2 separate regions of the Homo sapiens genome follow, and region 1 is linked to region 2. Evidence: chromatin loops called from intact Hi-C (ENCODE). Cell type or tissue: chondrocyte. All regions are shown on one strand. Each heading gives the region's core, and the rest is flanking DNA. Links, peaks and the distances in the headings are about the cores only.

Region 1 (12,718 bases), core at 2,938-10,937, 800 kb before region 2:
AACTTAGTCATATTGTAACATAAAGTTTGAAGTTGGACCAACATCTCCCCATTTTTTCTACACCCAGTGCCCAGAAACCACAGTTTTACTTTGCTTCTGTGGGTTGGACTTTATTAAAATTTCACATATAAACAAGATTATGCAGTTTTTGTCTTTCTTTGACTGGCTAAATATACTTATAACAATGTCTTCCAAACATTCATGTTGTCACAAATGACAGAATTTTCTTCCTTTCAAAGTCTGTATGTATTATATTGTGTATACGTGTCACATTTTCTTTCTTCATTCAAACACTGTTGGACACCTAGGTTGATTCCTTATCTTAGCTATTGTGAATAATGCTGCAGTGAACCTGGGAGTGCAGATATCTCTTCAATACACTGATTTCAATTACTTGAGATTTGCACCAGAAGTAGGGTTGCTAGAGCATATGGTAATTCTATTTTTAGTGTTTAGAGAAACCTACACACTGTCTTCCATAATGGCCGTATTAATTAATATTCTCACCAACAGTGTACAGTTGTTCTCTTTGCTCCACATCTTGGCCAACACTTTTTACATTTCATTTTTTTGATAATTGTTATTATAACAGGTGTTGTCTTTTATCTTTTTGATACTAGTCATTCTAACAGTGATAAGATGATATTTGTTTATAGTTTTTAGTTGCATTTCCATGATGATTAGTGATGTTGAACAGTTTTTCAGATATCTGTTAGCCATTTGTACATCTTCTTTCGAAAAATGTTTACTCAGGTTTTTGTCAGTCTTTAATGGGGATATTCGTTTTCTTGCCATTGAGTTGAGTTCCTTATACATTTTGGATATTATTTGCTTATCAAATGTATGATTTGCAAATATTCTCTCTCAGTCTGTGGGTTGTGTCTTCACTCTGTTAATTGTTTGCTTTACTATGCAGAAGTTTTTAGTTTGATGCAATCTCATTTGTCTATTTTTGCTGTTGCTACTTTTGCTATGTTTCTGGGGTCACATCTAAAGACATCCTTGCAAAGACCAATGTCGTGGATGGTTTTCCCTGTGTTTTATTCTATTAGTTTTACAGTTTCAGGTCTTACATTTAAGTTTTAATCAACTTTAAGTTATTTTTGTATATGGTATGAGATAAGGTCCAATTTCTTTATTCTGTGTGTGGATATCCAATTTTCCCAAGAACATTTATTGAAGAAACACTCCTTTCCCCATTGTGTATTCCTGGCATCTTTGTCAAAAATCAATTGATCATAAATGTGTGGATTTATTTCTGGGCTCTCTATTCTGTTTCACTGGTCTATGTGTCTATTTTTATTCCAGTACCATGTTGTTTTGATTACTATATCTTTGTAAGTCATTTTGAAGTCAGGTAGTGTGATGCCTCCACTTTCGTTCTCTCTACTCCAGATTGCTTTGTCTATATGGCATCTTTTGTGATTCCATATGAACTTTAGAACTTTTTTCCATGTATCTGAAAAATGCCATTGAAAATTTGAGGAGCATTGCATTGAATCTGTAGATTGATTTTTGTAGTACAGACATTTCAACAATATTAATTCTTCCAATTTAAAAACATAGGCATCTTTCTATTTACTTGTGTCTTTTTCAATTTATTTCATCAATGTATTTCCATTTTCATTGTAGAGATCTTAAACCTCCTTGGGTAAATTTACTCCTAAGTATTTTTTGATGCTATTTTAAATGGGATTATTTTCTTAGTTTATTTTTCAGATAGTTCATTGTTAGTGCGTAGAAACACTCTTGATTTTTGCATACTGGTTTTGTATCCTCCGAATTTACTGAATTTATTTACTAGTTCAACAGTTTTTGGTGGGGTCTTTAGGATTTTCTTTTTTTTTTTTTTACTTTAAGTTTTAGGGTACATGCACAAAACGTGCAGCTTTGTTACCTATGTATACATGTGCCATGTTGGTGTGCTGCACCCATCAACTCATCATTTAGCATTAGGTATATCTCCTAATGCTATCCCCCACTCCACAACAGGCCCTGGTGTGTGATGTTCCCTTTCCTGTGTCCAAGTGTTCTCATTGTTCAATTCCCACCTATGAGTGAGAATATGCTGTGTTTGATTTTTTGTCCTTGGGATAGTTTGCTGAGAATGATGGTTTCCAGCTTCATCCATGTCCCTACAAAGGACACAAACTCATCATTTTTTATGGCTGCATAGTATTCCATGGTGTTTATGTGCCACATTTTCTTAATCCAGTCTATCATTGTTGGACATTTGGATTGGTTCCAAGTCTTTGCTATTGTGAATAGTGCCGCAATAAACATACGTGTGCATGTGTCTTTGGATAATGTCAACAAACAGAAACAATTTCACTTCTTCCTTTCCTTTATGGATGCCTCATTTCTTTTTCTTCCCTACTTTTTTGGCTAGGACTCTAGTAGTATGTTGAATAGAGAGATGAAAGGGGCATCCTCATCCTGCTCTTGTTCTTAGAGAAAAACTTAATTTTTAACCATTAAGAATGATATTTGTTCTGGGTTTTTCATGTATGGCTTTTATTATTTTGAGGTAAATTTCTTCTATATCTGATTTGTTCAGAGTTCTTGTCATGAAAATATGTTCAATTTTGTCAAATGTCTTTACTGCATCTATTGAGATATTCAAATGGTGTTTTACTTCCACTTTAATATAATATATTACATTTATGGATTTGTATATATTGAACCATTCTTGCACCCCAGGGATAAAGCCTACTTAATCTTGATGATTTTTTAATGTGCTGTGAATTTAGTTTGCTAGTATTTTGTCAAGGGTTTTTGCCTCTATCTTCATAAGAATGTCTGCCTGTAATTTACTTTTCTTGTAGTCCCTTTGTCTGGCTTTGTATTAGGATAGCGCTGGCTTCATAAAATGTTTTACAAGTAAGTATTCCCTCCTTTTCAATTTATTTTCAATCTCTATCAGATACAGTATAGAAGTATATTATGTTCACCTGCAAAGGATAGCGGTATACATTAAGTTTTGCCACAGGGATATTTTAAATTTCCTCTTCTCGTATATAGTACACTTTGAAACAAACTTGATTTCCTGGGCATTCTGCAAGAAATCATCATGCTAGTGAAAGGGAAAGTTGCCTGAACTAAAAATACACTCAAACATCTGAGATGTTGCAAATAGTTCGACTGGTTACTCAAATATCTGGAAAAAATGATTGGAAGATATGAGACAAAGAAACCTGGATAAGAAGTATGTGGATATAACTATGGGTATGTGCACAATGGGTGCAGACTGTTTTGTCTCATATCAATGTCAATGAATATTACCCCCTGTGGAAGTCACCGAACAGGTAGATGGGATGACTTGACCAGTTGATGGCAACCACCCTTTTTCTTCAACCACCTCAGTGCTAACACAGTGGATTCATGAACAACATAACCATGGTGGTAGGGATAGAAGCTACACAGAAATACAGCAGCATAGGCTTCCCTTGCCAAGGTTGATCAAACAGCCTCACTAATGCTGTTGATGTTGCTGTTGCTGAACATTCATCTTGCAATAGAAAGGCCTGATTCTGGGCCATCAATATAATCCCATCCCTTGACTACCCCAACCCCTGAGCCACAGGTGTTAAGTTGATCATATCAGACTCCTTCCACATTGCAAGAAGCAATGTTTAGATCTCACTGGATTAACAAAATTTTTAGATAAGAATTTGCCTTTCCAGTCTGTGATGCTGTATTAGTCCACTTTCACACAGCTATAAAGAACTGCTTAAAACTGGGTAATTTATTGAAGATAGCAGTTTAATCAACTCAGTTCTGCATGGCTGAGGAAGCCTCAGGAAACTTACAATCATGGTGAAAAAGGAAGCAAACAGGCCCTTCTTCACATGGTGGCAGAAGAGAGAAGTGCTGAGTAAAGGGGTAAAAGCCCCTTATGAAACTCAGATCTCATGAGAACTCACTCACTATCACAAGAACATCATGAGAGTAAGAACCCCCAAGATTCAATTACCTCCCACCAGGTTCCTCCCACTACATGTGGGGATTATGGAAACTACAATTCAAGATGAGATTTGGGTGGGGACACAGCCAAACCATATCATTTCACCCCTGACCCTTCCCAAATCTCATGGCCTCACATTTCAAAACACAATCATGCCTTTCCAACAGTCCCCCAAAGTCTTAACTCATTCCAGGCTTAACCCAAAAGTCCAAGTCCGAAGTCTCATCTGAGACAACGCAAGTCTCTTCCATCTATGAGCCTGTAAAATCAAAAGCAAGTTAGTTACTTCCTAGAAACAATGGGTGTACAAGTATCAGGTAAATACACCTGTTCAAAATAGGAGAAATTGTACAAAGCAAATGGGCTACAGGCCCCATGCATGTCTGAATTCCAATAGGCCAGTCATTAAACCTTAAAGTTCCAAAATGATCCTTTGACTCCATGTCTCACATCCAGGTCATGCTGATGCAAGAGGTGGGCTTTCATAATTTAGGCAGCTCTGCCTCTGGGGCTTTACAGGGTATAGCTCCCCTCCTGGCTGCTTTCATGGGCTGGCATTTCATGTCTACAGCTTTTCCAGGCACACAGTGCAAGCTGTCGGTGAATCTACTATTCTGGGATCTGGAGGATGGTAGCCCTCTTCTCACAGCTCCACTAGGTAGTGCACCAGTGAGGATTCTTTGTGGGGGCTCCATCCCCATGTGTCCCTTCCACATTGCCCTAACAGAGCTTCTCCATGAGGGCTCTGTCCTTACAGCAAACATCTATCTGGACATCCAGGCATTTCCTTACATCTTCTGAAATATAGGAAAGTGGTTTCCAAACCTCAATTCTTGACTTCTGTGTGTCTGCAGGCCCAACACCATGTGTAAACCACCAAGGCTTGGGGCTTGCACCCTCTGAAGCAATGGCCTGAGCTGTATATTGGCCCCTTTTAGCCATGGTTGGAGCAGTTGTGATGCAGGGCATCATGTCCCGAGGCTGCATAGAGTAGGGGGTCCCAGGGCCCAACCCATGAAACCATTTTTCCCTCTTAAGTCTCCTGGACAGTGATGGGAGGGGCTGCTGTAAAGGTCTCTGATATAACCTGGAGACATTTTCCCTATTGTCTTGGCGATTAACATTTGGCTCCATGTTACTGATGCAAATTTCTGCAGTGGGCTTAAATTTCTCCGCCCCGCCCCTCCCCATGCCCCCAACCCCCCGCCCAGGAAATGGACTTTTCTTTTCTATTGCATTGTTGAGCCACAAATTTTCCAAACTTTTATACTTTGCTCCATCTTGAACGCTTTGCTGCTTACAAATTTCTTCCACCAAATACCCTAAATCATCTCTCTTAAGTTCAAAGTTCCACAGATCTCTAAGGCAGGGACAAAATGCCACTGGTCTCTTTGCTAAAGCATAGCAAGAGTCACCTTTGCTACAGTTCCCAAGAAGTTCCTCATCGCCTTAGCCTGGACTTCATTGTTCATACCACTATCAGCATTTTGGTTAAAGCCATTCAACAAGTCTCTAGGAAGTTCCAAACTTTCCCACATTTCCCTGTCTTCTGAGCCCTCCAAACTGTTCCAACCTCTGCCTGTTACCAGTTTCAAAGTTGCTTCCACAGTTCGGGTATCCTTATAGCAGCACCCCACTCTACCAGTACCAATTTACTGTATTCATTCATTCTCACACTGCTAATAAAGACATACCCAAGACTGAGTAATTTATAAAAGAAAGATAACACATCCTTATTCACATGGTGGCAGGAGAGAAAAGTGCCAAGCAAAGGGGAAAATGCCCCTTATAAAACCATCAATCTCATGAGAATTCACTATCATGAGAACATCATGAGAGTACCTGCTCCCATGATTCAGTTACCTCCCACTGGGTCCCTCCCATGACATGTGGGGATTATTGGAATTACAATTCAAGATGAGATTTGGGTGGGGACACATTCAAACTATGTCAGATGCTTTGTCTATATTATAATTTGAAAGCTCACAGAGTGTCTAATATATTATCATGGGATTCCATCTAACATTATCTCAGACCAAGGGACATAGTTTATGATGAGAAAAGAGCAATAAGCATATGACCATAATATCAATATGGCTTCCTTCATGCCACATCACCCAGAAGCTACTAGCCAACTGAATGTTGGAATGGCCTTATGAGTAGTGCTAGGGTACACTTTGCAGGTGACACCTAGCATGATTGGTACACTGTTTTCCTGTATGTTCTACATACTTTATTTCCTAAATCTCTCTTCAGAAACACCAAAGATAGGATAAACTTCTTCTCACTGACATTTACAATGGAACTGAGTTTTGTTTGTACATGTGTCTAAGTGTGAATGCATGTGCATATGACTGCTGTCATCTCCCTGAACACTGGAACCCCCACACTATTTTAGCTGAACCCCTTTCATTGTGGACCTCACAAATATACATAATAAATCATATGACACAGGTTTCTATTAGTCATAATTCTTTCTGAGGATTGGATCTTTATTAGAACAAACTGTGTATTCCCCCTCCCTACACTGACTGTCAAAATTTTTTTGTACAAACAGAAAAAAAAACTAATTATATATATAGTTTTTTCAAATACAAGTTTTTAAAAGTTTTGTAGCATATTATTGTCAGCTACATCAGGAAGATAAACAAAGAGTGGGACACACCAGTTAAAGTGGTCAGCTATCAATTAATCTAAGCCTTAGTTTTCTTGTTCTATAAAACAGAAAGGATAATAGTATCTGTTTTATACTATTATAACAATAATTAAAGGAGGGAACTTATGTAAAAACCCTAGTTTGTTGCCAAATAGCAAGTTGTCAATAAGTGTTAGCGATCATTAAAGTTAATTCAATTAGAAAAGAAGTAGAAAAACCAGAGCTGGAAGAAACTTTGCAAAACATGTTTAACATCATGGTCAAATCCTAGCTCTGCCATTTAACAAACAAATTACTTGCTCTCTCTTTGCCACATTTTCCTTAATTGCAAGTGGATATAATTGTTTGGCTTAAGTCCTATAACACATCTGAAGTATTTAAAAAATATATTGTAATCATAAAAAAAATTAGGCTACCATGATCAATATTTTTGGCTTCTTTGCAAATGAGAAAAACACCACCCACAGTAGTTATGAGTAGCCCAAAATCACAGAGCAAGTTACTCTCATTTTTGGAACTAGAACCCATTCCTTCCGATTCCCATCCTAGTGCAAAAATGTCTGGGAGCTTACTAAGATCCCAGGAGCAGAAAACTGGAATGGTAGTCTAGATTCAGCAGCTTTTGAAACCTCGTCAATGACAAGAAAAGACCAAGAGGTGGCAGCACGTCCACATACAAAGAGGTCGGCTATATTGCTTTCCTGTCAGCAAATTCTTTCCTCTTCCTGCCGAAATATAACAGAAAACCTGACACTCAGCCGTTAATATCTTGACCATGCCACAGTATCTCCTTTTCTTGTGTGAGCTTCTAATATCCTAATTATGAACTTTGTTACCAACTCAGAACAGAATGTCTCACAACAGTTTTGCTCCTGAAATCCTTATTGTTAGTTGACTTGCAGAACCAAAAACAACCATGACAAATTTAAAAAGCATCATTGCACCTAGCATTTACCGATTAAATCATTCTAGTGTTTATCAAGTAGCAAATGTTACCATATGTTTTGTAGGTAGTTCACTAGGGAAAGTTAAGATGCCTCATCTCCACCCCGACAGCCTCCTCCCACCCAAAACAAATCTTTGAAATAAAAGGAAATTAAGATTGCTCATTCTGAGGTTAGAACCACAAATGAGTGTAAAATAATTGGGAACAATATACAAAGTCGCTTTTGAAATATCTGTTTTATTACACTGGGTGGCAATAAGACCAAATTCTTTCTTTATCTAAATTAGAGCAGATCCATTAGAAGAGGAGTTTGCTGAATGGAACCACGAAAAAAAAAAAAAATCTCTGAAAACACAGTAAGGAGTAAGCAGAAAATGGAGTAGGGAACTCTGCAGTGTCAATCTTATGGCAGCCTAGCCAGATGCCACTAATATTCCCTTCTCATGTCATGTTCACCAACCAAGCTTCAAATCAGCATATGGCACCCCCCCGCAATAAAGCCTCTCCCCAAGAAGCCAGAATGAATCAGGCCCACGTGAGTGTCCCTGCCCAAGAAAAATACATTTCTAACGAAACCTGGCACTCCACTACTATGTATCATTCTCTTGCGAGCTTTGGGGGGACTTTTAGGTATCATCTTGGATATTCTTTGGCTGAATTCAGTACCCATAAATCCAATTGCCCTTGAGACCAAGATTCTGTACTTGAAAACCTAATTAGATCCTGGACTATATTTCTCCAAAGTAAATTTTTTTCAGATCTCTTGGCAACCACGAAGCTTCCTCGCATGACACCTAAAGTCTATGGGACTTACCTTTCATACATCAACTTATCTGCTTTGGGCGTATTCAGTTTTCTTACAAATACGCTCTTATTTTTGTCCTCTGCCAGGATGGAAATAAAGGTCACTCGCCTACTTCATAGACTTTATGATGGCTACTAATTTGCCATGTAGTCTCTTTCTCAGCCTTATGGGCAATCAGACAATTGGATGATATCAGAAAGAATACCAAGTCAATGGGGTAAGTATATTCCAGGAGGAACCAAATATGCTGTAATATTGTTTTAGGCCAAATACAATGACAACTGAAAATGTCACTCTTTTTTTTTCCCAGTTCAAATGTGACTTGTTAATCTTTCATGTACAATTCCTTCCTTCCATTTGCCAAGACAGTGAAAGGTGACTGATCTCACTGATTTCACACAAAGCACTTCTTTCTAGTTAAGTGTATCTGGTTGAATGATGTATTCATGGTCACATGAAATATTCAACTGACAGAGACACCAGAGATTATGGAATTCAACCTTTTATTTTGCAAATAAGGAAATGAAAATTTCACACAAGCAACCTGACTCATGGTCATGCAGCTATTTGGTGGCAGAGCTTTAGACTGACTATCATGCCATGGTGGCCACCTGTGCCATGCTAAAAATAACCTCAATAAAAATAATAATGAGATTTCACTTAGGGTAGAATTGACCCCAACTTAAACTAGATGAATATTCACTGACATTTCCGGGTTCCAAAGTGGATTTATGGTCAAAAGAATCTATGTGTCTCCATTTGAAGTTTCTCTGAAAGTCCCTGGTGCCCCCACTAAAAACATATGCAAACACTTGAGTTACCTAGAGTCTGTCAACATGTGACATGCCACGATTAAAATAGCATTACTTTAGCTTAAGGTTTTATCCATTGTTACATTTGGAATACAACTACACCTGTGAGATAATGTTGCCAGTCGGTCAACACTTGAATAACTCTTCAAAGTAAAAGAACTTCTTTATCTATAAAGAGCTAGTTGTTAATTCATTGACTTCTTTGATAATGCATTTAAAGAGTTCCTGCTCTTATAAGACAGGGCTAAGAATTAGAAATGAGTAAGACGGGACTTCTGTTTTCACAGATTTCACAGTCTATCAGGTGAGAGAATGATTTAATAGGATGTGATGCGTCATAGCAGTTTTGTAAAAACACAGTCTTGTAGCTGCAGAGGGCTGGAAACTAATTTTATTTAATGAAAATGGGGTAGAAAAGAATTAGGGAAGTCTCTTAGAGCAATCCACAGAAGGCATTGATGGGAGGATATTAGAAAAATTATGAGGGTATTCTATATCTAAGGGGAATGAGGAGAAGACAGTGAGAAAGAGGAGAATCAAAAGCCAGATATCTGGCTTACTTAAAGCCTGACTTTCTCAATTGCCATTTGATCAAGTCCAGCTAGACCTAAGACAATTTAGATGAGTTGAAAAAAATATATAGACCTTTTACTGTATCACATTCCAGAGTGAACACAAAACTAACATGATGCATCAATACACAGGGCTGAACAACTGAAACGACTCATGAGACTCCACAGAGTACAGTCTTAATAAAGTAAAGGATACTCTAAAGTAGGTGGGGGGAAAGCACAGAAAACCTCAGAAAAGTCCAAGACCTTCAGACCCAGCTTCCAGGATCATTTCTCAATTGATTAGGATGCGATTTTAATCTGAATCATGAACTACTAAGATATATACAAGAAAACTTGAGCTCTGGAGAATCACAGTCTTGTCCAAGGAGTGGTCTTTCATATCTGTCTGGTCTCATAACCAAAACTGGGCTGCATGACAAAAGCGAACAGAAGAAACAAAGAGAACATAGTAGAAACTAGGTAAAAAACACCAATCTGGAATTTTTTGTTGTTTTTTTAATGAACAAAGCTAATAAACTACTACAGATCTCTCACTTGGCCTGTCTCAGGTCCTAGCACAGGAATATTTGTCACCAGTTAGTTGAGCTTATTCTGATTTGGCTAAGGTTCCAGCAGTGTCTCCAGGAATCTCTGGAAATAAGTCAGTCCTCCCTCCAGACAACAATGGCTCCAAGCATCCCTGGAAATAAACATAGGATTGCAGTAGACCAGCTAAGATTAATCTTGTATTTATGTATATAACAGCGCTTCCTCAAACCAGAAGAAGACAATTAAGAATTAAACAGTTAAAACAAAGACAGAAACAGTATATTTGGCTCCATTTCCACTCTTCATCCCTACCTTCCCCCGCATTCAAATATTTCCCTTTCAGCCTTTATCGGGACTCAGAATGTGTCTGAAATCTTCTTGAACTCCAGCTTCAATTGAGACTGATTCCTGCTCTTTCTCCTGGAGCCAGAGTTAGTTGTGAGAATCACCAATACCCAACTCATGGCTGACTACTCTTATGTCTGTTGCTGGAGTTAGTGAGTTCTCTCTCCAGCCTCAATAACTGTGCTGCTCCCAGGTGCAAACGGGATGTAACTGTTTCTGTCCCTGCTACAGATGAAACCTTTTGAGAGGTGACAGCATGCTGGCAGCCCTCACAGCCCTCACTCGCTCTCAGCGCCTCCTCAGCCTCGGTGTCTGCTCTGGCCATGCTCTAGGAGCCCTTCAGCCCGCCACTGCGCTGTGGGGGCCCCTCTCTGGGCTGGCCGAGGCCAGAGCCAGCTCCCTCTGCTTAAGGGGAGGTGTGGAGGGGGAGGTGTGGAGGGAGAGGCGCGGGCGGGAACCCAGGCTGCGTGCAGCAATCGTGGGCCAGCACGAGTTCTGGGTGGGCGTGGGCTTGGCGGCCCCGCACTTGGAGAAGCCAGCCATCTCCGCCAGCCCCCGGCAGTGAGGGGCTTAGCACCTGGGCCAGCAGCTGCGGAGGGTGCTCTGGGTCCCCCAGCAATGCCAGCCTGCCAGCACTGTGCTCCAATTCTTGCTGGGCCTCAGCTGCCTCCTTGCAGGGCAGGGCTCGGGACCTGCAGCCCGCCAGGCCAGAGCCTCCCCTGCAGTGGGCTCCTGCCGGGCCGAGCCTCCCCGATGAGCACCGCCCCCTGCTCTAAGGCACCCACTCCCATGACTGCCCAAGGGCTGACTAGTGCTGGCACATGGCGCTGGACTGGCAGGCAGCTCCACCTGCAGCCCCCTGTGGGATCCACTAGGTAAAGCCAGCTGGGCTCCTGAGTCTAGTGGGGACTTGGAGAACCTTTATGTAAGACTAGGGGATTGTGAATGCATCAATCAGCACTCTGTGTCTAGCTCAAGGTTTGTAAATGCACCAATCAATGTTCTGTGTCTGGCTAATCTAGTGGGGACTTGGAGAACCTTTATGTCTAGCTGAGGGATTGTAAATACACCAATCAGCACTCTGTGTGCAGCTCAAGATTTATAAACACACCAATCAGCACCCTGTGTCTAGCTCAAGGTTTGTAAATGCACCAATCAGTGCTCTGTGTCTAGCTAATCTAGTGGGGACTTGGAGAACTTTTGTGTCTAGCTCAGGGATTGTAAATGCACCAATCAGTGCCCTGCCAAAATGGACCAATCAGCTCTCTGTAAAATGGACCAATCAGCAGGATGTGGGTGGGGCCAGATAAGGGAGTAAAAGCAGGCTGCCAGAGCCAGCAGTGGCAACCCACTGCCGCTGGGTCCCCTTCCCCACTGTGGAAGATTTGTTCTTTTGCTCTTTGCAATAAATTTGCTGCTGCTCACTCTTAGGGTCCACGCCACCTTTATGAGCTGTAACACTCACCGGGAAGGTCTGCAGCTTCACTTGTGAAGCCAGCGAGACCACGAACCCACCAGGAGGGACGAACAACTCCCGAAACGCGCCTTTAAGAGCTGTAACACTCACCGCAAAGGTCTGCAGCTTCACTCCTGAAGCCAGTGAGACCACGAACCCACCAGAAGGAAGAAACTCTGGACACACCATCTTTAAGAACTGTAACACTCGCCGCAAGGGTCCGCAGCTTCATACTTGAAGTCAGTGAGACCAAGAACCCACCACTTCCAGACACACTTTTGATCTTTTGCAATGGTTAAGACTGGACACTCTGAGCCTCGCCTGCTCGTGTGGCATTGGCCTCATACCAAGCTTTGGAGCCTACTTGCATAAATTGCTTTCTACCCAGATTGCAGGATTTGCATGGTAAACTCTCCAGCAGTAGAAATGGAAAGGACTTTGAGTCAAGGGAGGAACACAGAGCAGGCAGCACAAAGACACACATATCCAGAGATATCTCGGGGATATTTTGCAAGCCTTCTCCTGAGGGCTGTTGATGGACTTGAATCCATTAAAATTGCTGCTTCTCTAAAAGCTTGACTCACTGTCCTAGAAACAATGTATATCAGGGTGGACTACAACTAGGATTTGG
Region 2 (12,718 bases), core at 1,924-9,923:
GAAGGCACTTACGTCTACCTGGGCACCTGTGTGACTTTCTCTTTTTTTTTTTTTTTTTTTTTTTGAGAGGGAGTTTCGTTCTTGTTGCCCAGGTTGGAGAGCAATGGTGCGATCTTAACTCACCGCAACCTCCACCTCCTGGGTTCAAGCGATTCTCCAGAGTAGCTGGGATTATAGGCACGTGCCACCAGGCACAGCTAATTTTTGTATTTTTAGTAGAGATGGGGTTTCACCATGTTGGTCAGACTGGTCTTGAACTCCTAACCTCAGGTGATCCTCGGCTTCCCAAAGTGCTGGGATTACAGGCGTGAGCCACTGCAGTCGGCCGTGACTTCCTCTTTATGTGTCTGCCTTGCATTCTCCTCAACTGTGAGCACTTTCCGGGCTGGCAGTGTTTCCCAGCGATGGTTCCAGAGCCTTGCATACAGGCAGTGCTCAGACACAGCAGCATTTGAGAGAAGCAGGATGGTAAAGGTGAAGAGGCACCTTACTGTGGAAGGAGGGGAAATGAAAGAGGCTCATATGGAAAAGCCTCTATCATCATCTCAAGTGAACTAGGAGCTGTGTTAGCCAGACATGGTGGCTCACACCTATAATCCCAGCACTTTGGGAGCCTGAGGCAAGGGGATGGCTTGAGCCATCCCCTATCCCCTATAGGGATAGCCATCACCTATCCCCTATCTCAAGGGGTTTGAGACCAGCCTGGGCAACATAAGGAGACCCTGTCTCTACAAAAAATACAAAAATTAGCTAGGTGTGGTAGCATGTGCCTGTAGTCCCATCTAGTTGGCTGCAGCAGGAGTGTTGCTTGATCTCTGGAGGTCAAGGCTGCAGTGAGCCATGATGGCACCACTGCACTTCAGCCTGGGTGACAGAGCAGGACTCTGTCTCAAAAAAAAAAAAAAAAAAAAAAAAAAAAAAGCCATGTGTTATTAGCAGTTGAGTTACCTACCTCCACTGATGTTTAAGCAAGGAGGCAACTCTCTCCAGCGTTTCAGATTCAGTCCTTCCAAGAGGCAAAGGTTTAGGGCAGATGGTCTCCCTGTCTCACATTTATAGTATTCTACGTGATACTTTCTATTCTTCAAGACTCAGATGCTGCTTCCTCCAGGAAGCCTTCGTGGATTCCATTCTCCATTGGGAGCAATCCTTTTTTTCTACACGATTTACCCAAATAGGCATGGAGGGACCCATATCTGTATATGACAATGGAGGTTAGGGAGGGAGGCAAAGGAAGCACCTCCAGAATAGTCTTGGATTGCTGTGGGGGTGGTGGGAAAGGGAGGTTCCTGCAAAGCCCAGGTGCATTCTGAAACTCCCATAAGAGGAGTGAAGAATGTGGAGGTGGGGTAGGGTGGCTAGGAGCCAAGTAGCTCCTGGGTGCATTTTTTACACTCCTGTAACAGGTTGGACCACGTCTAGCTGTTCCTGGCCTCCATTTCTGACTCTCCTGAGAAGGGGTGGGGCCACGTGGGGGTTTGGAAGGTGGTGAGTGAAAAAGGAGGGTCCTTCATGCAGCTCATACCTACACACTGGGAATCCAGAGATAGGAGACTGAACTGAGAGACACCAATGAGAGTCCATTCTCTACTGAGCAATTGGAGCCCATTTTGCCCAGGGAAGGATGTTTGTGGACAACAGACGGGCCCGTAGACTAAGGCAGAAGAGGCAGAGAGCTGAGCATGGAGGCCCTGGGGCAGCTGAATGAATAGTTGCGGGGTTTGTCTTGGTGAGGAAAAGATAAAAGTATGTTCAAGGAAAATGATGTCTTTGGAGCAGAGTAGAGGCTGGAGAGATGTGTCCAAGCCCTCCATGATCTGTCCCAGCTGCCTTTTCTTCCTTTCTATTCCCCTTCAGACACCCCAGGTTCCCACTGAATCTCCAGCCAATCCCACCATTTCCCCACCTCTCAGCCTTTGTGTTGTTCTCTCTCCTTGGCATTTCCTTGTCTTCCTTTCTCCCATCTTCTTGTGTCTAAATACTTTCTATTCTTCAAGTCTCAGATGCTGCTTCCTCCAGGAAGCCTTCTTGGATTCCATTCCCCATTGGGAGCAATCCTTCTTTTCTCTGAACTCCTTATATCTCTCACCAGAGCAGTCATTTAGCAATGTCTCCTAGTAGTAAGGAAATATTCAAGATAGCAGCCATTTCCCAGGAAGCTCTGTGTTTCCCCTCATGCACATTACCCAGGCAAAGGCTCTCCAGAAGCAAGACTGGACAAACACTGTATAAGCTCAGGCCAGTGCAGCCATCTCCTTTATCAACTCCCTGCAGCAGTTGTCTCTCTGTTAGGTTAGGGCCCTATATGCACAAGTCATAGCCTGTAGCTACCAAAATCCTGGGCACCCTGCCCTCCTTATCCTCCAAAACCCCCAGCTAATTCTGTCTCTTGGTCAGTCCAAGGATAAACTCAGAGTCCTTCTTCTCCCGCCCCTCAGCTTCCTCTTCTCATGGTGGCAATGCCACAAGGGGGTCCTTCAACCATATTCAGGGAGTGGGCTCTGGGCTGTCCATCTTCTTGTAATCCTGGCATACCCAGGAGCTCTGGATTTCCACATGTCAATTGGAGGACCCATCTGGCCCTTAAATCTCGGCTCTCATTTGGCCAAGGTCAGAGAAGCACATCTCTTGAATGAAGTTAATGATGTACATGTATGTGTGTGCTCCCGCAGGAGCCCCAAAGAGATGGACTAAGTTTACAGGTGCACGTTAACTCATGAGCGAACACATCAACCTGCTGTTCTGACTGTCCTTGGGCAAGTGACAGCCCCTATCCCCACCCCGTCAACGTCTTGGTTTCTATTTTTGAAAAAACAAGGTTGGACAAACCTGCAAATTCCCTTTTAGCCACAATCTTTCATTGTGTAGTGGGGTGGGTGTATCTCAGCTCCCTTCTCAGAGAAGTGGTTGACATTCATAAGGAAAGGATTCCTGACAAAGGTGACAGGAATTTGAACCTCATTTCCGGGGAATTGATGCCCTTTATGATTTGTGATTTGAACCTGTAGGAATTCATGCCTGAGGATGAAAAGAAAGGGTTTTTTTTTTCCCCCAGCAAGAATCATAGAATGAACTGGGCGCGGTGTCTCATGGCCGGGCGTGGTGGCTCACACCTGTAATCCCAGCATTTTGGGAGGCCAAGGTGGTCAGATCACGAGGTCAGTAGTTTGAGACCAGCCTGACCAACATGGTGAAACCCCATCTCTACTAAAAATACAAAATTAGCCAGGCCTGGTGGTGCACACCTGTAATCCCAGCTACTTAGGAGGCTGAGGCAGGAGAATCACTTGAACCCAGGAGGCAGAGGTTGCAGATCGCGCCACTGCACTCCAGCCTGGGCAACAAAACCAGACTCTGTCTCAAAAAAAGAAAAGGATCATAAAATGGGCCAGTAGGTGGGGTGGCTCATGCCTGTAATCCCAGCACTTTGGGAGGCCAAGGTGGGAGGATTGCTTGAGCCCAGGAGTTCAACACCAGCCTGGGCAACATAGCAAGTCTTTCTTAAAAAAAAAAAAAAAAAAAATTAGTTGGATGTGATGGCACGTACCTGAAGTCTCAGCTACTTGGGAGACTGAGGCAGGAAAATCACTTGAGCCCAAGAGGTCTAGACTGCAGTGAGCTGTGATGGCGCCACTGAACTTGGGCAACACATCAAGACCTTGTCTCCAAAAAAAAAAAAAAAAAAGGGTCATAGAATTTTATTCTTATTAGCAACACCACAAAGATTTTCTAGACCGTTTAATATAGTAGCCACTAGCCTCATGTGGCTGTATGAAAGTAATTAAAATGAAATAAAATTAAAAAGCCACTTCCTCAGTCACGGTAGCACATTTAAGGGCTCAACAGTCACACGTAGCTAGTGGCTACCATATTGTTTGATGACTGAGAGAAACATGCTCACCCATCTAAACCCAAAGAATGGACCTAGAGGCACGAGGAACAGCGAAAGTGAGACTTTTAATGACAGTCTTGCAAGATCAGGTGTGTGGTAGGCAGGCACACCCAGGACAGTTACAACAAGCAATTTATCCCCTAGTGCACAAATCCCTCCCCCCGTTCCTCATAGGCTGAGTACTATGGGGTCACAATCTTCCCCAGCGTCGCCTGTTGGTTGTTGGGTTGGGGCTTTAGGTGTTTTCTTTAGGGTTGCCCCATTGCATTTTGTTGCAGCCCATAATGCATTGCAGCCATCTTGGGGGGTCCTTCAACTGTTTGACTTATGACCCAGGTAGTTAAGGCAAGCTGATAAAGTTAGCTATCTTTCAAGCTCAACTAAACTGTTTGGTTCGGGTGAGGGCAGCTAAGGGGCCCCAACCAGCAGATGCCAGCTATTAAGGTAGGGGCTTAGTGGATCTTGTTCTCCTGTGGTTTGTGGACCCAAGCCTATCTGAGACATTTTATTTTGAAAAGGGACCACGATATATGTAATTTTCTACAATGATGCAGATATAGAACATTTCCATCTTCTCACAGAAACTTCTATCAGGACTGCGCTGTCCTAGACCAACGTTTTGCAAACGAGGAAACTGAAGCTAAAAAGGAAACATGACCTCGCCAAGCTTTTTTTTTGAGATAGAGTTTCGCTCTTTTCACCCAGACTGGAGTACAATGATTTGATCTCGGTTCACTGTAACTTCTGCCTCCTGGGTTCAAGCGATTCTCCTGCCTCAGTCTCCCAAGTAACTGGGATTACAGGCAAGCACCACCACGCCCAGATAATTTTGGTATTTTTAGTAGAGACGGGTTTTCACCATGTTGGCCAGGCTGGTCTTTAACTCCTGAACTCAGGTGATCCACCCGCCTCGGCCTCCCAGAATGCTAGGATTACAGGCATGAGCCACCGAGCCCGATCATAGCTCACTGCAACCTGGAACTCCTAGGCTTAAGCGATCCTCCCATCTCAGCCTCCCTAGTAGCTGGGACCATAGGCCACACCACGACGCCCAGCTAATTTTTTTATTTTTCGTAGAGATAGAGTCTCAGTGTGTTGCCCAGGGTGGTCTGGAACTCCTGGGCTCAAGCAATCCTCCCACCTCAGCCTCTCAAAGTGCTTGGATTATAGGCGTTAGCCACCGCGCCCAGCCTCGCCCTGCATCTTAATGGCAGATCTAGGCCTAAAACCCCGGACCTTACTCCAAGGCCTGACATATCGCCCTCGTCCTTGCTGCCGCCTTCCTCTCTGGGCTCCCCCACCTCAGAGCCCCTTGTGGGCGCACAGCACGTTGGCCCAGGCGGGGCAGGGCTGGTCTGAGGGGATGTTTTTGACGGAGCGGAGCTCCAGATGCTGCACATTCCTGATCGGGTCAGGCCTGCCCTGCGGCACTCGGGGAATTAGCTTCGGTGAAGAGCCCCAGATCTTCTTTCTAGAGCTGCCCTCTTCCTGGCCAGCCCAAGAAGCGCGGGCGTTCAGGAACGCTCTCCCACCGCCTTGGGTGAGGCTGAAAGGCTGAGTGGATCCCCTGTTGCAGAAGTACTTCTGGTCAAGGAGGGGTTGGAGACGGGCAGGAAATTGCACCCCTTGTATCTTCCAAGGTCTCCAAATCCAGCACGAGGGGCATCTGGGAACAGGGTTTCTGCCAGCCCCACCTTGGGGCCGCATTTGGCGGGAACTGGATCTGCCTTCACCTGCAGCCCTGTGCGGGGCGTGACGGAAAGAGCGGGGAGAGGGGCGTCCTGGTGCGGGGGTTGTTGAGGTGAGAAGCCAGGGGAGGGGGCTCCGGGAGCGCCCTGACCTCGCGGACTGTTGGGAGGCGGAGGGGATGGGGGTTGGGGGAGAAGAGGGGAGCCTGGCAGCCAATGGGAGGGAGGATCTCGTTTCAAAAGGGTTAACCCACAGCCAATGGGAGCCTGGGGGAGCGGATCCTGCTCACTCCATTCAAGAATCCCAAGTATTCAAGATGGACGGCAGGGAGTGTGGAAGGAGAAAGGGGGCGAGGGGGGAAGAGCGAGATCGGCAGAGGAGAGGGTCTCCGCGGCCCACCGGCCTCGCAACCTCGGTCCCGGCCGGCGGGTGGCGGGGCGGCCGCTGGGGATCCAAGCCCGGCCCGGGAGAGGGGCTGGCGGGGTGCGAGAGGGCGTGAGCGAGGGGGAGCGAGGCCAGGGAGGGGAGCCAAGAGGGAGGGAAGGGCAGAGAAAGAGCCCGGGAAGAAGGAGGTGGCAGGCAGAGGATCCTAACGAAGAGCAATGTGTAGGTATCGAGAGCTTCCCGAAGGGTAACGACACCGATTTTCGGTTTTATTCTCTCTTGGGGAAGGGAGGGGGACGGTCTGGGCTCTTTCTCTCGTCTTCCTTTTTCCCTCCTCATTCTCCACTCGTGGGCATCTTTTCTATTTTTTCCTTTGGAAACACTGTAACTGGGAAGCACCAGGCGTGTCTTTCTGAGGTGGCCTCACTGTCATTTTCCAGTGGGGGGCGTGGTGGGGTAGGGATGGGGGGCTCCGCTGGGCACGGCCGAGCTGGGCCATCTGTCTCCACCTGGGTTGTGTGCGAGGGCGTGGAGTGTTCCGAGGGGGACCGGGGGCCGAAGGGCTGGAGCAGGGCAGGGAGTTCTGCACCTCCAGAAGTTGTAGGGTGAGCCAGGGGCGGTGTGGGGGTGTGAGGCTGGTTTTCGAGCTGATAGTTGTGGGGTGTTGAGGGGTGCGGGGATGTGTGTGTGTGGGGGGCGTGCGCTCACACTCCAGTTCTTGTTGTTTGGGTGTGTAATGAGGGCTGAGTTGTGCAGCAAGTATGGCTGAGAGTTTGTGTGTGTGTGTGTGTGTGTGTGTGGTGTGTACGTGCGCCTGTGTGGTCCAGCCTCGAGGTGTGTGTGTTCGGGGGGAGCACAGTTGGGTGTTGAAGGAGAGCGCCCCTCACCCCCCACTTCCCAGCTGCCTCTCTCATCCCATTCACAGAACATGGCTTTCAGGACCCTCCTGGTCTCCTCCTCCCGTCGCCATGGCTGCGAGGAGGGGGTGGGAGGAGACAGTTGGGGCCAGCCCCCTGCCCCTGCTGCTCCAGCTAACCCCCCACCTGCCCTTTCTCTCCCTTTCACAGGCTGGGCCCCATCCCCTGCTGCTCTGGGGGCAGGGGCCGGAAGATGGTGGCCAATGAGGAGGGGGAGAGGAGAGAACTTGAGCCGGGGCCTCCCCTCCCCCATTTCCTCCTCGGTCTCTACACTCGCTTCTGGAAGGAGCTGGGGGCTGGCTCCTGGGCCCAAGGTGGGGGAGGGGTCCTGCTGGCTGGTGAGTCGCTGGGCCTGCTCCTCAGGAATGAGTTGGGTGTGTGAGAGCTGAGGGGCTCTTGGCCCTTTCTCCCTGCACTCCCTAAGGAGAGACCTGGAAACTTCTTGGGGAAGAATCTTCCCCTGGCCTCCCTGAAGCTTGCTGTGCAGCCTTATCTTTGCCCCTCTGCCCCCTGTTGGTGTGATCCAGTTCCCAGCTGGGCCTGGTTTGCCCAACCCCAGAGCAGAGAGGTCACTGACCCTCGAGGGGTCTTGGTTTCCGCCCATTAAAACTGTAGGGCAGGGCCCCATGTTTGCAGATTACGGGAACAAACTCTGCCGGGGAGAGCGGGAGGGAACGTCTCCTGCTTCCTGAGGGGGTGGGACGAGGCTAGAGGGAAGCCCAGAGGAAGAGCTCCCAACTGGAATTCTGTCCTCTATTCCTTACGGTGGCTGTGGATTAGGGAAGAAGGCATCTCCCCTTCGTTGATCGGGGCACTGGAGGAATCACCCTCCAGCCTCTGTTTCTCTGGGCTGCCCAAAGTTCACTGGGTCAGAACTGGAGCTGGGCTCCGGGGCTGTGGCCCTAGCTGGAATGTGCCACAATAGAGCCTGCCTGGGTCTGAGCCTCCAGATATCCAGGTGTCCTTCCAGGGCAGCTTTCTGGCTTTGGGTGTTAATCTTCCGGGGACTGTTTGTCCTGTATTTAAGCCCCCTTAGGGTTGGATAGGATGGGGAAGTGCTAGGATGAGCTTGAAGACTCCCCAACCAAGGGTCCCTGGATAAGACAGGAAATAACTCAGATGTGAATCCCACTGCCAGTGAAAGCCTATCCCTAACTCTCAGTAACTGTGAGCGAATCACCCTCACCATTTTAATGCTGAATCTGCAAAGTGCTTTCAGGACCTCCAAAAGGAGATGCAGGGGTGGGGCTTCACCAGCAGCTTTCACCTCCCCGCCTGGAAGCTTCTCTCTACTGCGTGGGGAGCTGTGACTACAGGCTCCCACCTCTCTGGTCCTGGAAGGTCATCTGAGAGTGTTGCCTTGAGGCCTAGAGCTCTGCTTTATCTAAATTTAAAAGGAGATGGAAACTTAGAGAAGAGTAGAGGGTTCTGTAGTCTTGGGCAGCAAGCTCCTCTCTAGAAGGTAAGCTAGCGGAAATGCAAATCCAGATGAACACAGCCTCATACGAGTGACCTCCAGACTTTGGGGATTGCTAATAGCCGTTTTCTTTGAGGACTGAGCATCAAGCCCGAAGTATCCCTGCAGCTGCTTTAGTGGGTCCTGTCCTCCCATGCCAAAACCTCCAAGAAAAAGGTGGTCTCTGTGCTGGGGGTCAGGGGGTTGGTGAAGAAGGCGGCAAAAGGAAGAGTGGTGAAAAAATAGAATGAACACTAAGAATGGAATAAAAGGGAAAAAAGCTGTATTGAAGCAAAGAAGGGGCAGAGGGAGCCCGTGAGCTGAGTGGGCCAGGGACTGGGAGAAGGAGTGAGGAGGCAGGGCCGGCATGCCTCTGCTGCTGGCCAGAGCTCTTTTCACATTGTGCTACTGTCTGCACCTGTCACTAGCAGTGCAATGTTAAAAGGGCATTGGCCGTGTAGTGCTACCCAGCGCTGGCTGCCTCCTCAGCATTGCAATTCCTCTCCCATCTGGGCACCAGTCAGCTACCCTGGTGGGAATCTGGGTAGCCTCACTTGTTAGTTATACTAATAGCTCTCATTTATGGAACTACTTCTGTATGCAGTGCTTGTGATAGACACTGCCTCCGTTACTGTGAAACCTAATAACTTCTGGGAGGTAACAGCCCCATTTTATGGATGAAAAACTGAGGGTCAGAAAGGTTTAAACAGTTTGGCTAAGATTGTGTAGCTCTTAGGTTGCAAAGCCTAGATACAACCCTGTGTTAAGTCTTGACAGCTCACTCATCTTTTTGTAGACCCATCTGGAGAGATCTGAATAGGTTCTTCAAACTGGGAGATTTCCTGAGCTGAGGGGTGGAAGGTTTTGATGCCATCTGCTGGTTGTATGAGGATATCTTCCAAAGCCTCAAACCTTTAAGGACCAGAAGTGGTGGCAACTCCTTAGGCTAAGAAGGATAAGCATTCCCAGACTCAGCCCGGAATGGAGAGTGAGTGGAAAAAGATTAGGAGAATCACTATTAGGTACAGAGTAGGCCTCCTTGAGAAAAAAAGGAATGCACCAGAAAGGAAAGGGGGTTAACTCGAGAGGATTGCTCCCCAAAGAAAAGGACCTGTGTGCTGCTGGCATCCCATACCTACAGCTCCTTCCCTGGCTCATGAGGCATGGAAAGACCTCACTCCTTCCCTGAATCCACTTACCTTTCTCAGCACCACTCCCTCTTGGTCACGGGGTGTTTGATGGTAATGCTGCTTGAGGGCACACCTGTCTGGGCATCCAAGATTTGGACAGCGTTGCCCATGACTTAATCTTAAAGATTAATAGGATCCCTTGAATCAACCCACAGAATGATTCTCCCAGGACCAATTACAAGGAAATTGAGGCCGGGTGCGGTGGCTCACGCCTGTAATCCCAACACTTTGGGAGGCCGAGGCGGGCGGATCACCTGAGGTCAGGGGTTCAAGACCAGCCTGGCCAACATGGTGAAACCTCGTCTCTACTAAAAATACAAAAATTAGCCAGGCGTGGTAATGCACGCCTGTAGTCTCAGCTACTTGGGTGGCTGAGGCAGGAGACTCTTGAATGAATCTTGGAGGCAGAAGTTGAAGTGAGCCGAGATTGCGCCACTGCACTCCAGCCTGGGCAACAGAGCGAGACTCCATCTCAAAAAAAAAAAAAAAGAAAGAAAAATTTGAGAGCAATGACTCAGCCATTTACTTCTCTGTCTCCCACAGTGCCTAGTAGGCTTAATTAAAACTTGTTAAAATAAATTGAATGAGAGGAATATTTGGGGAGCTTCTTTAAGAAGGCAGCTAGTATTCCTGGTCTTTTGGCTAAGATCAAGTGAAGAAGGCAGCTAGTTTGTGCCTGGTTTTCAACAGCAGAGTTTGGGACTTGAGAAATCTTCCCTAAACTTTGGTGCAAGAAATGGGTCCAAGAGGAATAGGGTTTTGAGGTCCTCTGCTGGACCCTGAGAGGGATCTTGGCATCATGAGGCATGTAGAAACTGAAAGATGGGTCAGACTCCCCTGAGGCCTTAGTTGAGGGATGTTGGACATCTCTCCATGGCTTGCCTTTTTCCCTTGCCCTTTTACTTCTGTGCCTTCCAGTTCTAGTCCTCCTTTCTCCTGCCCAGACAGCCTCTCCATTCTGATCACAACAACAGTATTTGAGATAGTACAGTTAGCTTTATTTCCCTTTTTTTTTTTTTTTTAAGACAGAATCTCACTGTCGCCCAGGCTGGAGTGCAGTGGCGCGATCTCGGCCCACTGCAACCTCTGCCTACCAGGTTCAAGTGATTCTCCTGCCTCAACCTCCTGAGTAGCTGGGATTACAGGCGTGCACCACCATGCCTGGCTAATTTTTGTTGTCCAAGCTGGTCTGAAACTCTTGGCCTCAAGTGATCGCCCACCTCAGCCTCCCAAAGTGCTGGGATTACGGGTGTGAGCCACCGCACCCTACCATATGTTCCTTACTTTCTCCAGTCTATTAAAACTTCTATTTGAGCCTCTTGTCTGGGCACAAATAGCCATTTGATACTGCCACTCCACTCTAAAAAACAATAATTTTCCCATATTTCCCTAATACCATTGGGATTAAATCTAGATTCCCTAAATAGTTTATGGCTCCTGCTTCTCTTTCCTTTCATGTCCTCTCACCCACTTTTTAAGGAGACAAAGTTTTGCTCCAGCCCAGGCTGGAGTGCAGTGGCGTGATCATGGCTCACTGCAACCTCAGCCTCCTGGGCTCAAGTGATCCTCCTGCTCAGCCTCCTGAGTAGTCGAGACTACAGGTGCAGGTATGGCTTTTTTTTTTTTGAGACAAGATCTTGCTATATTGCCCAGGCTAACCTCAAAGTTTGGCCTCAAGCAAGCCTCCAGCCTTGGCTTCCTAAAGTGCTGGAATTAAGGCGTGAGCCACTGCTTTCAGCCCACAAGCAACTTTTATTTCCTTCAATTAACTAAACTTAAGTTACTTGACACATACTCTGTCTGAAATACTTCCATCACTTTTGCCTTTGCCTACCTAACTTCTTATCTTTCAAATGCCATCGTAGTCATCGCTTTTGTGAAGCCTTCCTTGACTCCTTACATCTAAGCTGAGTTCCTTTCCTATGAGCTCCCAAGCTTCCTCCACGTCCCTGCTTAGATCCCTTATTATCATCTTCTACTGGGATTTCCTGGTTATTGCATCTCCTACTGGACAGAAAGCTCCAGGAAGTCAGGTCACAGCTGCCTTATCTTCACCATGTGCTTAACATCTAGTGCTTAACACAATGCCTGGCAAGTAATAGATGCTTTATAAATATTTGGAATATTAATGAATGAATCTGGAAAGAATATTATAGCTTACCAAAAAATGATCTTTATGATGTATATGGTCTCCCCTGTAACTGTTGGGCACCCAACAACAGTAGGGATTTCATACCACTGCCAATAAAATGTCCCTTGGGTCATATGGTGGCATTGATGTTGCGATTTTGAGCTTTTTTTTTTTTTTTTTTTTTTTTTTTTTGAGACGGAGTCTTGCCCTGTCGCCAGGCTGGAGTGCAGCAGCACGATCTTGGCTCACTGCAACCTCTGCCTCCTGGGTTCAAGTGATTCTCCTGCCTCAGCCTCCCAAGTAGCTGGGATTACAGGCACGTGCCATCATGCCTGGCTAATTTTTGAATTTTTAGTAGAGACGGGGTTTTGCCATGTTGGTCAGGCTGGTCTCAAACTCCTGACATCAGGTGATCCACCAGCCTCGGCCTCTCAAAGTGCTGGAACTGCAGGCGTGAGCCATCGCGCCCGGCCTAATTTTTGAGCTATTTTGTTTCACTTCCCATCAACTGCCAGAGCAGCACTTTGGCTGACTGATTTTCCTTTTAGCCTTAAGTGTGCCCATGAACTGACCAGAGCATTACAGAACCAGGCTGAAAAGCCACGGGACTCAAGAAAATCCTTATTCTGAGATGAGCCTCTTTCAGAGCCCGATCCTGGATCTAGGCAAAATGGACTTACTGTCAGGGGTGCCAGCAGACACAAGCGGTTTTGGATGCTCTCGCCGAGTAGCTAACAAAACCCACCCCTCTTACTAAGGCAAAACTTCACCTGAACGCTTATTCCCCGGTAAAAGCTCAAGCAGTAGTCTTGCCATAGACAGGGCAACTGCTGCCCCCTAGTGGTATAAAGGGACAGGCCCGGGTGGGTGGGGGTGTGTGTGTGTGACGGGGACAGTTTATGGGTACATGCACAGGGAAAGAAAGTCAGAGGACAGGTTGCCTCAAGTTGCTTTTTCCCTTTTTATTAAAAATAGACTCAAGCACTTTATGTATCATACAAAAGTTTCATTCGCTGGTGGCAGCCACGGGAAAGACTGGCCCCGTAGCACTGATTTTCC

Evidence for each region. A loop is a pair of places that touch in the nucleus more often than their neighbours do. Peaks named below come from ENCODE experiments on the same cell type or tissue, not always from the same donor. Only the 100,000 strongest peaks of a DNase experiment are listed, where the experiment ranks them.
Region 1: a loop joins it to region 2, with 3 times the contacts of the local background. A loop is called at or near these places in 2 of 110 quality-filtered maps.

Annotation. Positions count from the first base shown.
Region 1 is chr11:56,834,128-56,846,845 of GRCh38, forward strand. No RefSeq gene overlaps it. Among named protein-coding and RNA genes, the nearest start is that of LINC02735, 8.0 kb to the right of the region's middle. In chondrocyte, for the core only: a CTCF peak has its summit at 7,289 (motif pointing right); no DNase peak of the experiment used is centred there.
Region 2 is chr11:57,632,486-57,645,203 of GRCh38, forward strand. It overlaps MIR130AHG (MIR130A host gene), which reads left to right and starts at 5,891. Exons shown (of 2, transcript NR_186232.1): 1 at 5,891-6,187. It overlaps MIR130A (microRNA 130a), which reads left to right and starts at 8,713; the gene lies at 8,713-8,801. YPEL4 (yippee like 4) reads right to left here. Exons shown (of 5, transcript NM_145008.3): 5 at 12,602-12,718. RefSeq lists silencers at 5,815-6,004, 6,025-6,084 and enhancers at 6,931-7,510, 10,785-11,284. In chondrocyte, for the core only: CTCF peaks have their summits at 6,376 (motif pointing right), 7,401 (motif pointing left), 9,182 (motif pointing left) and 9,386; no DNase peak of the experiment used is centred there.